Regions from separate parts of the Homo sapiens genome. Here region 1 is linked to region 2. A link is a loop called in an ENCODE intact Hi-C map of the cell type or tissue named here. Cell type or tissue: endothelial cell of umbilical vein. All regions are shown on one strand. Each heading gives the region's core, and the rest is flanking DNA. Links, peaks and the distances in the headings are about the cores only.

Region 1 (7,637 bases), core at 898-5,897, 170 kb after region 2:
GTATTTGCTGAGTTCCCCACTGGAGTCCCTGAATGTACTTCACGCACTGCAGGCCCGGCACGTCTGGAGGGAGAAAAATCTCTTTGTTATAAAACAGCTCACCACAGAGTCCTTTGCTAGCTTTTTAAAAATAGCCATTTCTGTTTCATCCCAATTAAACAAGACCCAAAGCTTCCCGGTTAAAAGGGTAAAAGGCCAAACCAGTCTACGTTTTCAGAAGCAACGTGTCCAAGAATGAAACATCATGTGATCTTACTTAATATTTACTATGTTTCTATGCACACGTTTGCAAATACACTGGCCATGAGCCAACAAACGCACACAATTTAATATGACAGTAGAATACGGTTTAATGAATCATCACTCCAGTTCACTTTCTATGCAAATATGAAGAAGTTCATGATATTTCAAGAGGTGGGCACTTTACCTATGAGAAACAAGCCATGATAAACAAGAAGTGTTGCCATGAGACAAATGTTTTTACCATTCTTCTTTGAACTTTCCATCATTACACTGATCGTTCAGCCAATGGTGGTAAACTTCACAGCCACAAACTTTGACGCACAGTTTCATTTTACCTATTTGCCTGCAGGCCAATATTAGTCTAGAGGCCCGAATAATTTGAAAGCTAACACTGGCCACTTAGCTCATTGCACCATGATTTCTGTATTGGGGAAGATTTTGAAAAAAATAAAAGAATGATTCTAATGAGTGTTCAAAAAGGCTCTTTTCAAAAATATTAAAGTAAGAAGTTTTTGAAAATTCTTATAGTCATTAAAAGTTTAAAAAGTAAACATGAAAACATCACGAATTGTACCATGATTCAAGAATAACTTTTGTAATAGAAAACACATGACCTTTTGCAGTATAGTGTGATACCGAAGTAAAAGTGAAAGAAATAAATGCAGGAAAGTTTAAGTGGATGTAAGTTTTTATAAGGAAAGTAATAAGAGGAGGCTGCTTTTGAAGGTCCTTTGATCTTCCATGATGATAATATCGTTGCAAAGTTCTTTAACTTGTATTCAAGTAATTAGCAGTTGACCACTTGGTTTAAATGATGTTAATGATGATTGCAATCATTTTCCTTCCCTTTTCCTAAAAAATTCAACAGAAAAGTATTTTAAAAGCACCATGCCAATCATCACAGAGCAGCAGAACCAGTGTTCTTTAAAAAAATAATAATGGTAATAAGCGAGAGGCACTCCTATTATGGGCGAATATCAAATCTCATAAATAAGAACAAAAATAAAGCAACCATTTTAATCCATATTCCAGTTCTGATTACTCTAGTCCACACATTATCATCCCCTTCTATCTACAGCTTGAGATCCAGGCTTAAGACCCAATTTTGTTGTGTTTGAATTCCATCGATGAAAGTAGGAAGAGGCTTGCATGAAACTCCACCAGAAATCTGAAGCTTCTCTAGGTCTAGATTCATGGCTTGTGAAAACTTCATCTTGTGTATGCCACATTACTTTTCTCTGTGTTCACAATATACCCCTCCACCTTCTCCCCACCCAAGTGGTTCCCCCCCACACAGAGACACACAAACTGGCCTTCAAAATAAGGTCAGGGAAGAGAAAATGCAAATGGACTCCACAGTTTTATATCTCCTTAAGTTTGAACCTATATATATAATGTATTTAAATTTATATATGGGACATACAAAGGATAAACAGCAAAGAGAGGCCACACTCTTAATAGGCATTACCTTTCTCCCAAATATAGGTACATTTGTGTTTCAAACACACTCAGCTTAGCTGGTTAAACTCATATTGAGAGAGGATTAGGAAAAGTCAATCAAGAATAAGGAAGAATGTGTGTGTGTGTGTGTGTGTGTGTGTGTGTGTGTGTGTTAAAAGTATATAAAACAGAGTCAAGGGAAACTGTTGATACTGAAACTAATGGAATGTAAATTTCTGGAAGCTGAGCCCCTCTCACCTTTATATCCCAACAGGACGAGGAACATAGTGGATGATTAGTAACACTGGCTGAAGGAATAAGAAGACTGTTTTCCAAATAATCTTAAGAATCATCTGCGACACTTATTATGAATGCAGATTTGCAGACCCTGGGCCAGAGCTACTGAATCAGAATATATAAGGCAGGAGCCTAGAAAGACTTTTATCTACTCCCTCCCACCCCCAACCACACACACACAAGTACTTCTTATGCACAGGCAAGTTTGGAAAACAATGGTATAAGCAAAAAGGTAACATATAATAGACACTGGGGTGAGCTGAGGTCTCTACGTCATGAAACGTGAGGTTTGAACAAATTATTATCCCACCAAATACTGATCTATGCACCCTCAAAAATGCTAGGCAGGGGGCAGGGACTTAATCAGAGATTCCAGCACCAGGGAAAAAAGATACAAAAGGAGCATTATAAAAACTATCCCAACTCAAGTTGCCTGGAAAATTTTGTTCCCACTTCAATCATTTTGAAAGGACGCTGGTTGAAGATGATTCTAATAGTGAGAAACACCCAAGACAAGGTGCCTGGCTGTCCAGGGAGACGTTCCTCCAGTGATTTGGTTGCACTCTGTGGGACAGTGTGTCCAGCACCCAACAGACAACCTGAAAGTTTAGTGCAGCCAATATCCCACTGGGCCCAGAAGACAGGACCCTCAGGTGCCACAACACACCAACCATTTACTTGGGACCTTGGGACACATCTACCTACTCAGTAAAATGGGGTGGGGGGAGGCTACAGAGCAAAGGGGGTTGATTAGCAGGTCTCTAAAGTCTCTTTGAATTCTAAAATACAGTGCTCCTGCTCTCAGTCCCTAATGTGTCTTTTTTCCCTATCCCTTTGCCAACCTGATATTATTCACAGAGATTTGGAGGAAGGGATAGTCCAGATGCTTAGGACCATACAAATAACCATTCAGAGGCAGGCCCATGAAACACTACATCTAGTGTCTTGTGTGTCCCTAGGGAATAGTCTCTCTATGGGACCCTTTAACAAATGTTTCCTTTTTTGCTAGCCTTAATAGATTTCCTCCCCCCAAAAAAGGTTCTAGTAAATTTCAGAATGGGGTTTCAGAAATCGATGTTGCAGAATCTTCAGTGAGCAAAAACTTTTTTTAGAAAAAGATATGCTCTGGACTTAAAAGAAAGCTAAAGAAGAAAGAATAACCATTTCCCATGAAGGCACAAACTTTTCTATGGTAAGAAATGTGTAGAGAGCCAAGTACAAACCTAAACAAACAACTCCCCTCCTCTTGGCTGAGTTTCTGATAGCAGCCCACCCAGCAGAAGTGGTTCCTGGAGCTCCCCACCCCAACTCTGCTGAGTTAGTCACGATTTCTTCACCTTTGCCCCGACACTCTCCTGATCACTGAAAACTCGTTACTGCCCGCGCCCCTAGATAGGCACTGCCCGATGCTTTTGTGAGCTGGGAAAAGCCGGCGCCTAAGGCCAGTACCCTTACCCGGGTTAAAGAGCACGGTCCCCTTGAGGTAGGCGTACTCCTTGGTACTGATGTTCAGACTCCAGCATTTGGAAAGAAAGCACTTGATGGCTTGGACCTGGGAGGCGGAGGGCACCTTCCTGGCCTCCGCCGGCGGTGCCAAATGGTGCTGCAGCGTGGGCACGGGCAGTGGCTCGTTGCCCCCGGTCTCCCGCCGCCTGGTGGTGAGGATCTTCTGCAGCATGCTGGGCTCCGAGACTTCCACAGTCTCGAACTGCAAGCGGTCCTGGGCCAGCTCAAGCATGAGCAGGGACGCCCAGCAGTTGCGCACCAGCACCAGCTGCTGGTCCAGGGGCAGCACCTGGAAGCAGGGCAAGTACTTGACGAAGCGCAGCGTCTTCAACAGGCCCGCTGAGGCTGCCTCGCAGACCACCTGTGGACTCTTGAGCGCCACCGGCCGCAGCGCACCAGAGGAGGTGTCCCACCAGGGGGCCCTCGGCCGCTCCTCCGGAGCCGCCTGCGCTTGATTTGTGCTCGTGGGCACGCAGTAGAGGGTGCTGCCCTGCTGCGGGTGGTCTTCACCGCAAAAGCAGCAGCGGTACAGAAGCGCCGTGGCCCGCCCGCCTGGTAGCGCCTCTTTACCCCCTGGCCTCTGCGCGAAGTAGGAGCGGTCCCACCACGCGCCCCCTGGCCGTGCCTCGGGCGCTGCCGGAGCCACGTGCGTTTGCTTTGAGCTAGTGAGCAAGCTGTAGAGGATGCTGCCCTGCCGCGGGTGGTCTTCACCACAAAAGCAGCAGCGGTACAGGAGTGCCACGGGCCGCCCACCCGGAAGCCCCGCTCTGCCCACCCCGGGATCAGAGCCGCACGAACAGCCCCAGCACGGACCCAGCGTCGCCTCGGGCGCCTTCGGTGCCGCGTACGTTTGCTTTGCGCTCGTCAGCATGCTGTAGAGGATGCTGCCCTGCCGTGGGTGGTCTTTACCGCAAAAGCAGCAGCGGTACAGGAGCGCCACGTTCCGCCCGCCCAGCAGCCCCTCTCTGCCCACCCCGGGCTCATCGCCGCACGAACAGCCCCAGCACTGATCCACCAGCCGCGTCTCTGGAGCCTCAGGAGCCGCGCGCGTTTGCTTCGCGCTCATAAGCATGTTGTAGAGGATGCTGCCCTGCCACTGGTGGTTCTCGCCCGCCATGGCCCGCGGCGCCCGTAGCCCAGTTCTGCCCAGTGGCTGCCTCCTGGGACCTATTTATACCTAGCGCGCACGCAGGCGCGTCGGCCGCCTCGGTCTGGGCAAGGGCGCGGAGGCGGGCGGTGTGTGCGGGGGGGCGCGGTGCTGCGCTCCGGTGTGTTCGCCCATGACCTCGGTGGTTCGAAGGGGCGGGTGCTCTTTAAAAGCTGGAAATGGAAGAACAGCAGCGTGGGAGCTCCTGGACACTTTCCTCCTTCCTCTCATTACCCCTTTCCCTGTCTCAGGAAGACCGGAGGAGAGCGAGCGCCTGGATGCTGTTGCAACTCTTTCCATTGAACCCTCGCATCTAATTTGTTCCCTTTATTGGGAGGGCAGGGGAAAAGAGGAAACATCTACTTCTATGCTCTTTGTAAACTTTCATTAAATTATCACAGTTTGTGTGACTTATATTTGTATATGGATAGGGAGGTCTCATTTTCTGAGACCTTGAAAAATACAGAACATAGACAAGCATCATATGGGAACTCGGTGGAAATGCCCAATCTCAGGCTCCAACCAGACTTTCTAACTCTGAATCTGCATTTTAACGGTGTCCCCAGGGATTCACATGCACCTAGACGTTTGAAAAGCACTGCTCTAAATATGCTATCATAAGCGCTCAGTTTAATGCCATCAGTATTTATAAGCGCCCACTATGTCCTGGATGCTGTGTTAAGAGAGCTGGGGGCAGCGAGCAGGATGTAAAAGTGCCTAAAACTTAGGAATATAATAATTACGAGGGGATAATATTGTTACAGTGAGAATTGTTTTCATTTTAGTATATATTTTTTTTTCTTTTAACTTTTAGGTTCAGGAGTACATGTGCGGGTTTGTTATATAAGTGAATTGCTTGTCGTGGGGGTTTGGTGTACAGATTATTTCATCACCCAGGTAATAGTATCCAATAGGTATTTTTTCTCATTCTCTCCCTCTTCCCACCCTCCACCTTCAAGTAGGTTCCAGTGTCTGTTGTTCCCCTCCTAGTGTCCAGGTGATCTCTTTATTTAGCTCCCACTTGCAAGTGAGAACATGTGATATTTGGTTTTCTGTTCCTGCATTACTTTGCTAAGCATGATGGCCGCCAGCTCTCATTCTTTTTCATGGCCGCAGTGAGAAATTTTGATCCTTGTAAAAGTATTCCATTGGTAAGTGTGTAATTAGTATTTCTTTTCCCACCCTTCCTAAGTGAATAATGATAAATAGAAGCATCAGGAAGCCTGGATCCATTAGTCTTCACTTGCCACACAGCTGTGAAGACATGGGGCAGGGAAGGGTGTTGGTATATACCAGCTGATACAGAATCATTTTTACTTTTTCCCTCCCTCCCATCCTCCCTCTTTCTTTTTTTGCTGTTTCTTTTCCTTCCTTCCTTCCTTCCTTCCTTCCTTCCTTCCTTCCTTCCTTTCCTTCCTTCCTTCCTTCCTTCCTTCCTTTCCTTCCTTCCTTCCTTCCTTCCTTCCTCCCTCCCTCCCTCCCTCCCTCCCTCTCTCACTCCTTCTCTCTCTCTCTTTCTTTCTCTTTTTCTTCTTCTCCAGGACCTGGAATTCTCAGCATAAGAGGAAAACCTAGGAGACCCCCATTTTGCTTGCAGCGTTAAATTTCATTCTGCCTGTGAGAGGCCCTAAATAGCACAGTGGTTAAATCCCTGGAACTAGCACTAGATTGCCTCAGTTTTAATCCTGGCCCTGCCACTTTGTAGCATCATAACCTTGGGCAATGTGTTAGTTTCTTTGTCGCTGCTTTACTTACCACAAATGTAGTGGCTTAAGTCAACACAAACAACACGAATTTTTTATGTTATAATTCTGGAAGCCAGAAGTCTGAAATCAGTTTCACTGAGCTAAAGTCAAGGTGACATTTCTTCTGGAAGTTCTAGGACAGAATCTATTTCCTTGCTTATTCTAGCTTCTTGAAGCTGCCTAAGCTCCTTAATATCTGATCACATAACTCTGGCCTCTGCTTCCATCTCCTTCTCTGATTCTTGTAAGAATCTTTGTGACTATAATGGACCCACTCAGATAATCCAAGATAATATCTCTATCCAAAAATTCTTAACTTGATCACATATGCAAAGGCCTTTTCATTCTATAAGTTAACAAATGCACAGGTTCTAAAGGTTAGGACATGGACATCTTTGGACACTATTCAGCCTATCACAGGAAAGTTACTTAAGCTGTTTGTGCCTCAGTTTCTTCATTTGTCAAACATGCACAACAGCGTCTGTGAGGTAATCTTTATACATGAGTTAATTTGTGTAAAGTGTTTATAATAATGTTTGTTATGTGTCAAGTGGTGGATGTATCAACCATTTTAGGACAACGCAGAATAACTTCAGAGTTAGGAGGTGTTCCTGTACCAGCACTGCCACAGTTCTGTCTCTCCTAGGGAAGCCTCACACACACACAATTTCCACCCAGAAGATTTTATCCTACTTTCTTTGTGTGTCCACATTTCTTGGCCCAGACTCTAAACACTGGATGGGTCACCTGGTTCACACAATTGTGTGTTGGCAATATTGTTTCATGGGCTATTTCATTATTTGCCATTTCCAGTATTCAAGCTACTGTTTGGGGTATCGTCGTTACTGCTTTAGCAGTATTGTGGCAGTCTTCACTCGCCATACAGCCTCATCCCTCAAGTGCCACACAGGCACTGAGATCAGTGGCTTAATGAACCCACCAACCAGCCTAGCTGAAAAACCCAGCCGACCTTTGTCCCTACCTTATGTTGCCAGAGCTAGTCACGATTTCCTTTTCCTCCCAACACCTGACATGATTTATTTAGTTGTTCGATGCTTACTGATTGTGTCTCCTCCACTAATACAAAAGTCCTTTGAGGGCAAGGAATCTGTCACTCTGTATTGTGTCCCAGCAATTAGAATGATTTCTGACACGTAGTAGGTGCTCAAAAAATACATTTGTTGGCAAACTGTACCTTGAGGGAGAGAGAAGGCTACGGCTCCTACTGCCAATGGGCAGGCCGAGCACTCCCACCCAGC
Region 2 (7,637 bases), core at 1,811-6,810:
TCTCTGTCTTAGTTCATTTGTGCTGCTATAGCAAAATACCTGACACCGAGTAATTGATAAAGAACAGTTTTATTTCTTACAGTCAGGAAGCCCAAGATCAAGGCACTGGCAGGTTTGGTTGTCTGGTGAAGGCTGCTATCTCTGCTTCCAAGATGGCTCCTTGTTGCTGTGTCTTCTGGATGGGAGGAATGCTGTCCTTATGTTACAGGAAAGGGGTCCTGATCCAGACCCCAAGAGGGGGTTCTTGGGTCGCATGCAAGAAAAAATTCAGGGCAAGTCTGCAGTGCAAAGTGAAAGTAAGTTTATTAAGAAAGTAAAAGAATAAAAGAATGGCTACTCCGTAGACAGAGTAGCCCCAAAGACTGCTGGTTGCCCATTTTTATGGTTATTTCTTGATGATATGCTAAACAGGGGGCGGATTATTCATGTCTCCCCTTTTTAGACCATATAGGGTAACCTCCTGATGTTGCCATGGCATGGCGCTGGTGGGAGTGTAGCAGTGAGGATGACCAGAGGTCACTCTTATCGCCATTTTGGTTTTGGTGGGTTTTGGCTGGCCCCTTCACTGCAACCTGTTTTATCAGCAAGGTCTTTATGACCTGTATTTTGTGCTGACCTCGTATCTCATCCTGTGACTTAGAATGCCTTATCCGTCTGGGAATGCAGCCCAGTAGGTTTCAGCCTCATTTTACCCAGCTACTATTTAAGATGGAGTTGCTCTGGTTCACATACCTCTGACATTTACATGGTGCAAAGTGGAAGGTGGAAGAGCAAGTGAGAGCTGAATGCTGGTTGAAGCCTCTTTTATTAAGACCTTTGACCCATTCATAAAGGGAAGAGCCCTCATGAACTAATCATCTTTTAGGGCCCCAATTCTTACTGCTATCACATTGGCCATTAAGTTTCAACACCTAAATTTTGGAGGGGACACATTCAAACCATGACACTCTCATATCAATTTTGACACCAGCAAAGTTTTTTTGAGGAATCTCAAGGGATGCTTACCAACTTCCAGTTATGGGTTTCAGAACAGCAAGGAAGGTTCAGCCATCAGTTGCAGACTGGCCTGGACCAAAGTCAAGATGTCAAGAAGGGACAAGACACAATCCCCAGGCCAATACTACCTCGATTTGAAACAGTCCACATCCCCATTTCCTCATGCCTTACCCAAGTTTGATCTTTTCCCTGTATCCAGTCTCCTCCAACTCCAAAACATCCTCTATGCTGCTGCCAGAGTCTTAAGGCTTCTAAAATGCAAATCTATGCCACCTTGACTCTGAAAAAGTATTTAATGATTCCACATAGAATTATGACAACATTTAAAATTCTTAGATCAGCACACAAAAATGGGGCCCCTTCTTCCCTCTTTGGCCTTGCCTCTCCCCGATCTCCCTTCACCCTCACATCTTTGTCTCTGGCCATTATTTCAGAATATCCCTGTATGTGACAAGCTGCTTCTTATAGCTATGCCTTTTCCTATGCAGTTTATCTACCTAGAATACTTTTCCTTCCCTTTTTTCCTAAGTAAATCCAACTTTGTCATTCATAGTTCAACTCCAACATTAATTCCTCTAAGCCTCAATGTCTGATTTGTATGTCTTGATGTGTACTCAAATATGATAGAATTACATTATTGAATTATAAGAATTTACTTCCGGTGTTTCCTATTATAAGGTAAGCTTCTCGAAGACAGGAACTATAATTTCAGGAATGTTACTCTCTGTAAATAGCATGAGAGCATGGGCTCTGCTTCATGTGTCTTGAATTTAAATCTAAGCTCTATCATTTACTGAACATCTGACTTCCTCCTCCTAAGCCTTGCTTCTCATCTATGAAATGGAGCATTATCTCCCTTGCAGGGTTATTGTTAGGATTAAGTGATATTAACCCATGTAAATAAAGCACAGTGCCTGCCATATGGTAAGTACTCAATAAATGTTAGCTATTATCATAACGAGAAGAAAAGTAACCATTTACTTAATGAATAATTATTCTCAATGTATAATAGTAATGACTGAATGCAACAACATATTAATAGTGTTTTGAAAGACTTTTACCTTTGTCAAAATTATTATAGGAACTCTTAACAAGAGATAAAAGTTTTGGTAATTAATAGAGGAAGGAAACTAAGATGTCTTTTGGTATCCTTGTTCCATTTTGTAGATTCAAGAATTTATAGAATTGAGGCCCTATAACATCAAATGTATCAGTTAGGGTTTGATTGAAGAAGCAGAACATGAAATAATGGTTTTCTTCCATGTATTAGACCTTGGGCAATTGAAGAAGTCTATGCAAAGCTATTGCTTTCATGTCTGGTGGTGAGTCCAAGGTCACTGTGGGTCAGCAGAATCAGCAACCAGGAAGCAAAGCTGGACCTGAGATGAAAGAGTGGGAGAAGACAAACTAGAACTTTCGCAAACAAACTGGAACCCACCAGGACAAACTGTCTCCCACTAACTCCAACCTTAATAATATAAATAACCTGAAAAAGGAGACAGTATCCTTTACCATAGAATTATACACATCCTTGGCTCAAGTCTTGGAGAAACTGAAGGGCACGACCTGGTGGAAGCTGAACAAGTTAAGACCTGGTGGATGCTGGAACCAACAAAGTGAGCCAGCAGATAGGCAACGATATGCGTGAGCAATAGCAGTGCTTGAAGCCCTGCGCTGGCCTTTAGGTCATAAAGGCTGCTCACTTGCACCTCCTTAATCTCACGTAAGTTTCTCTTGGGGCCAACCCTAGCCACAAGGGAGAGGAAATATTGGAAATGCAGTTCCAACCCAGGTGAACTGACACACCAAGTAACAACTCTAAAGATACATACTTGTAAAACTGTCCCTAGAAGCCAATTTTCTTCCCATTAGATTACTCTCCCATCAATAATAGTATCAATCTCAAGGATGATAAGAATGTATATTTTACTTTGGATGGATGAAGTATTAAAATTTTGAAAGTAGACCTCAAATCAGCAGATTTTCATCAAAAGAATGCTATTCTTTCCAGTAATTCTCATGAACTTTGTTTTGTAGTAGCAAATGGTCTGTGAAATCATTCAGGCCTAACCTCCTTACTCAATACATCAACCACGTTGGAAAATCTTGGCTTAGCACCAATCTATAGAATATTCTACCTCTTGACAAAATAGGAAGGGTTATTTCCAGAGAAATTTTCAGAGAAATTTCTGAATTTTTCAGTTTTGTTCAAGATCATAGAAACCCATTTTTACTTACTTGGAAGCTTTTGGTCTCTCAGAGTTGGTCTAGTCTAAGACCATAAAACCACAAGTAGCCACCAACCTTTTCTTTAAAAATTTTGTGAAAACCCTTTCAACACTCCAAACTCTACTACTTTAATAGTAAGGAAAATTTTACCTATAGGAGAACCTGGGTTTCTATGCAACCTTTGATTTAAGTAGCTTCATCCAACTAGTTACATATTGCTCCAAAAGCTGTGAAGTACAATGAACAAAACACTCAACTGAAATCCATGTGATTTTTTAAGAAGTACCTCTAGGTGGCCCCAGAGTTCTGCTTCTGCTCTGAAATCTGGGTTCTTAGTCTTCACTAACATGGCGACTCCAGGGGAGGGGGGAGGGATAGCATTAGGAGATATACCTAATGTAAATGACAAGTTAATGGGTGCAGCACACTAACATGGCACATGTATACATATGTAACAAACCTGCGCGGTGTGCACGTGTACCCTAGAACTTAAAGTATAATTAAAAAAAAGAAAATTCCATCCAATAACTAGATAACATTTATTAAAATAAATAGCAAAAAAAAAATTATTAGCAAAAAAAAAAAAAACATGGCGACTCCAAAACATTTTCATCGTGATAATTACTCATTTATGGCAAGCTATAGCCCCTTACCTCCATTCCATTCCATCCCATTCTAACATAATAATAAGTTTTTTTAGTGCTCTTTTTTTCACAACACATTTCTTCAATTCTCCTCACACTTAGCTCTTGTCTTGCCTTTCCTTTAGATGATTTAGCACAAAAAACATGAATCAGTAGAGTCTCCTAATACTCCATTTTGTATATAGCATATAAAGTACTTGTTAAATATCCTGACTGATTTTTGAATTTTCATTTGCTTTGAGAAGGACAGTAAAGGCACTTTAACCGTGCCTGGGCACCATTTTTCCCATGATAAATGGCAGATTTCAAGAATGTGGCTTCTTCATCTCTGGCTGAACCTCCACTTGAAGGGCTTTGGTTATTCACATAAGACTTTCCATGACACATTCAGGGCTAATTCACAGGGCATGTTTGCCTGAGACAGCCGGATCTCCAGGGGTTGGACTGAGATGTTAGAAACCTCAGTGTGAGGATGGGAACTGGCTTCAGAGTACAGTTTTAAAGCGCTTGTTTTTCTGAACCGGGGAACCAGAGTTCAGCAGCATCTTCAGAGTAAGGACCTTCTGCTTGGGGATCAGTATCAGGAATATTTCCATGCAAAACTCTACTCATGTCCTCCCCTGTAGTTTTTTTTTTCCCCTTCTGTGACCAGTCCTGTCTGCCATTCTTGCTAATTCTTTCTATGCTATTAAGTGGAACAAGAATATTTACTGATGATTGCCTAACACACCATGTGTCCCAAAGATGTTTTAGTTTAATGATATAGTATCTAATATTAGAATAAAACAGTGGTTAATACCTTGGGGTTTAGAGTAAGAGAGATGTGTGCTGAATTCTAGCTCTGCCATTCGCTAGCTGTGCCACCTCAGAAAAAGTAGTTGACTCCTTTGAGTTTGGTTTCCTAAATGATATTATAAAAACAATACCTCAGGGCCTTTCTGCGAGGATCAAATAAAATGTTAGTGGATATAATGATTAGCACTGAGAGTGCATGCCATAAAGTGGTAGCTCTTACTATTTTAATATTGATTATACTGAAGTGAAATTAATGGCACCAGATAGGAACAAGTTTAAAGCCTGAATAGAAACACAAGATGTGGTACAGACTCCATGCTTTCAACTTGTTCCTATCTGGTGCCATTACTTTCACTTCAGTATTTCACTGTTTATGAATTGTGAGACCTTGGGAACATTACTTAACCCCCTATGTGTTTGTCTCTTCATCGGCAGATTGGGGAGAATAGCTACTTCTTTTGGGCCATTGTGAAAATTAAAAAAAAAAAAAAACATAATGTACTTAAGAAGGATATAGTATATAACCAATACACAATGAAGCTTCTAATCATCCCTCAGAATGAGCTATCTGTGTACAGAAAAACCTGATTTTAATATGTGCTTTTTCATTTGTTAGACATTCTTAAGTAAAAAAGCAAAGCACTCTGATTGAGGGTGGCAAGCTATGAAAATTTAGCCTCTAAGCAACAAACTGGACAAATTTTGAGAACAGGACAGAGAAAATGGCTCTCATATCTTTCATATCACACACATTTTTTCCCAGATTGCTTTGCAAGTTATTATAGGGGACATGATATTTAAATAACTGTCATTGCATGTAGGTGTCCACAGATTTCAGGAAAAGGAAAAGTTGGAAGTAGAATTAGATATTGCTGAGTGTAAATAACAATCATGGGGAGGTTGTTTAAAAATGCAGAACCTCAATTCTCGTCACACAGAGTCTAAGTATATATAGGTCATGCTCAGGAACCCACATTTTCAGAAGAATTCCAGGTGATTCTAGTACCCTACTTTGAGAATCATGACAGTAAGGACCTTTAAAACTTGTAAAATTCCATTTCTAGTAACTCAGACTCTAAAACCAAGATGTTATCACTACTTATTCTAGTCTTAAAGAATGTGCCCAACTATTTGTGTACAAATATATGTGCAAGAATGTTTGCTATTGATAAGGGTGAAAGTTCAGCAGCAGTATAAATGTCCAGCAATAAAGGATTCCTTAAGTAAATCATGTCAGTTCTGTCTACATGCTGGAATGCTATGTAGCCATTCAAATTAAGACAATTTTTACATGCTCATAATTTAGTGGTAAGTGAAAAGAGAAGATAGTGTAGATGTATACAATATGCATCCATTTGTCAAAAAATATATGCACAGAGGCTAAAGGATATATGCCAAAGTGCTATTGTGCTTAGTTCTGGATAGAAGGTTATGGATAATTTTACAATTTCCTTTGTGCTTTCTAGTGCATTCAAGATTTTATGCATTTAATGTCTGTTAGCTTCACGATTAGAAATTTTAAAGTATATTTTTAAGATTAAAAGTGTCAGTATATACATGCATTGCTCAGTAAATACAATTGCCAAGAGAACTGTAGTAGGCAGAATAATGGGTCTCCCAAAATATCCATGTTCTAATTCTCAGAAACTGTGAGATCTTACCTTACGTGGCAAAAGGGACCTTAAATATCTGATCAAGGGTTTGTCAGAGACCTTAAGATAGAGATCATTCCAGTATCTGGTGGACCCAATTTAATCAAATGAGTCCCTAAAAGCAGAGAATTTTCATGGGCTGCGGTCAGAGAGAGATGCAATGACAGAAGGGTCAGAAAGACAGATGTGAGAATGACTCAACCTGCCTTTGCTGACTTTGAAGACGGAGGAAGGGAACCCCAAGACAAAGAATGCTGATGGTCTCTAGAAGCTGGAAAAAGGAAGAACACAGATTTTCCCCTCAGGGCTCCAGAGAGGAGTGAAGTTCTTACTTACATCTTGATCTTAGCCCAGTGAGATCCGTGTTGAACATGAAGCCCAGAGAACTGGAAGATGATAAATGTGTGTTGTTGTAAACTGCTAAGTTTGTGGTAATTTGTTACAGCAGCAACAGAAAACTAATACAAAAGCAAAGCTAAACATCTCCCAACGTTTAATCTTTTTACCGCTGTGTAGACCCTCTGCCACAATCAGTAATCAAAAGTTTTGACTCACCCTGATGCATACAAAAAGGAGTTTTACTATCTCACATAACCAGAAACAGGATGGACTTTATCACAGAGTCACAGAACTCTGGCTGTTGACAGTTCTCTTGGCCCTGGACTCTACTGTGTATTGACAAGATGACTGCCCCAGCACCAGGCCTCACTTCCACACACGATAATGTCCAGAGAAAGAGCAGGACTGTCTCTTCCTGTGTCTTCTACATGAGAGTGAGGAGGTTTTCCTAACACCCCTCAGCTATGTATGTTGTGATTCTGAGCATGAAATCTAGAACCAGACTGACTGGATTAGAATAACAATGCTGCTATTTAGCAGCTGTGTAGCCTTTCTTGGACAAGTTACTTAACCTTTTTGTGCCGAATTTTCCTCAACTGTAAGGTGGAATAAGTACATTTTATTCTACCTAATTGAGGTATTACATAAGTTATTATTTGTATAGAGCTTAGAATATTAGTTGGCACGTAATGTATATAGTAGATTGTTGTAGTATTTGTTCAAGTCTCCACGTATTCACATCCTTGGGTCCCTTCCACACTGACTTTGGGCTCAGCCATGTAACTTGCTTTGGCCAATGAAAGGATAGTAGGCATGACATAAGCAGAGTTATGCAAAGCACTTGCTTATTGGGGGCTTGCCTTTTCTTGCTACTCTGAACACCGTCATATGAAGCAGCCCAGGGCAGCCTGCTGGAGAGGAAAGACACACTGCTTCTGTTGCTCTGTCCAACAACCAGACATACGAATGAAGCCATCCTGGA

Evidence for each region. A loop is a pair of places that touch in the nucleus more often than their neighbours do. Peaks named below come from ENCODE experiments on the same cell type or tissue, not always from the same donor. Only the 100,000 strongest peaks of a DNase experiment are listed, where the experiment ranks them.
Region 1: a loop joins it to region 2, with 4 times the contacts of the local background. A loop is called at or near these places in 2 of 110 quality-filtered maps.

The regions. Positions count from the first base shown.
Region 1 is chrX:30,304,761-30,312,397 of GRCh38, forward strand. It overlaps NR0B1 (nuclear receptor subfamily 0 group B member 1), which reads right to left and starts at 4,630. Exons shown (of 2, transcript NM_000475.5): 1 at 3,436-4,630; 2 at 1-63. The coding sequence starts at 4,603. RefSeq lists an enhancer at 3,839-4,339, promoters at 4,604-6,186, 4,604-4,923 and a cis regulatory region at 5,845-6,198. In endothelial cell of umbilical vein, for the core only: CTCF peaks have their summits at 3,674 (motif pointing left) and 3,877 (motif pointing right); no DNase peak of the experiment used is centred there; H3K4me3 peaks cover 215 bases; H3K27me3 peaks cover 1,008 bases.
Region 2 is chrX:30,138,623-30,146,259 of GRCh38, forward strand. No RefSeq gene overlaps it. Among named protein-coding and RNA genes, the nearest start is that of MAGEB2, 73 kb to the right of the region's middle. RefSeq lists an enhancer at 6,770-7,064. In endothelial cell of umbilical vein, for the core only: no CTCF peak of the experiment used is centred there; no DNase peak of the experiment used is centred there.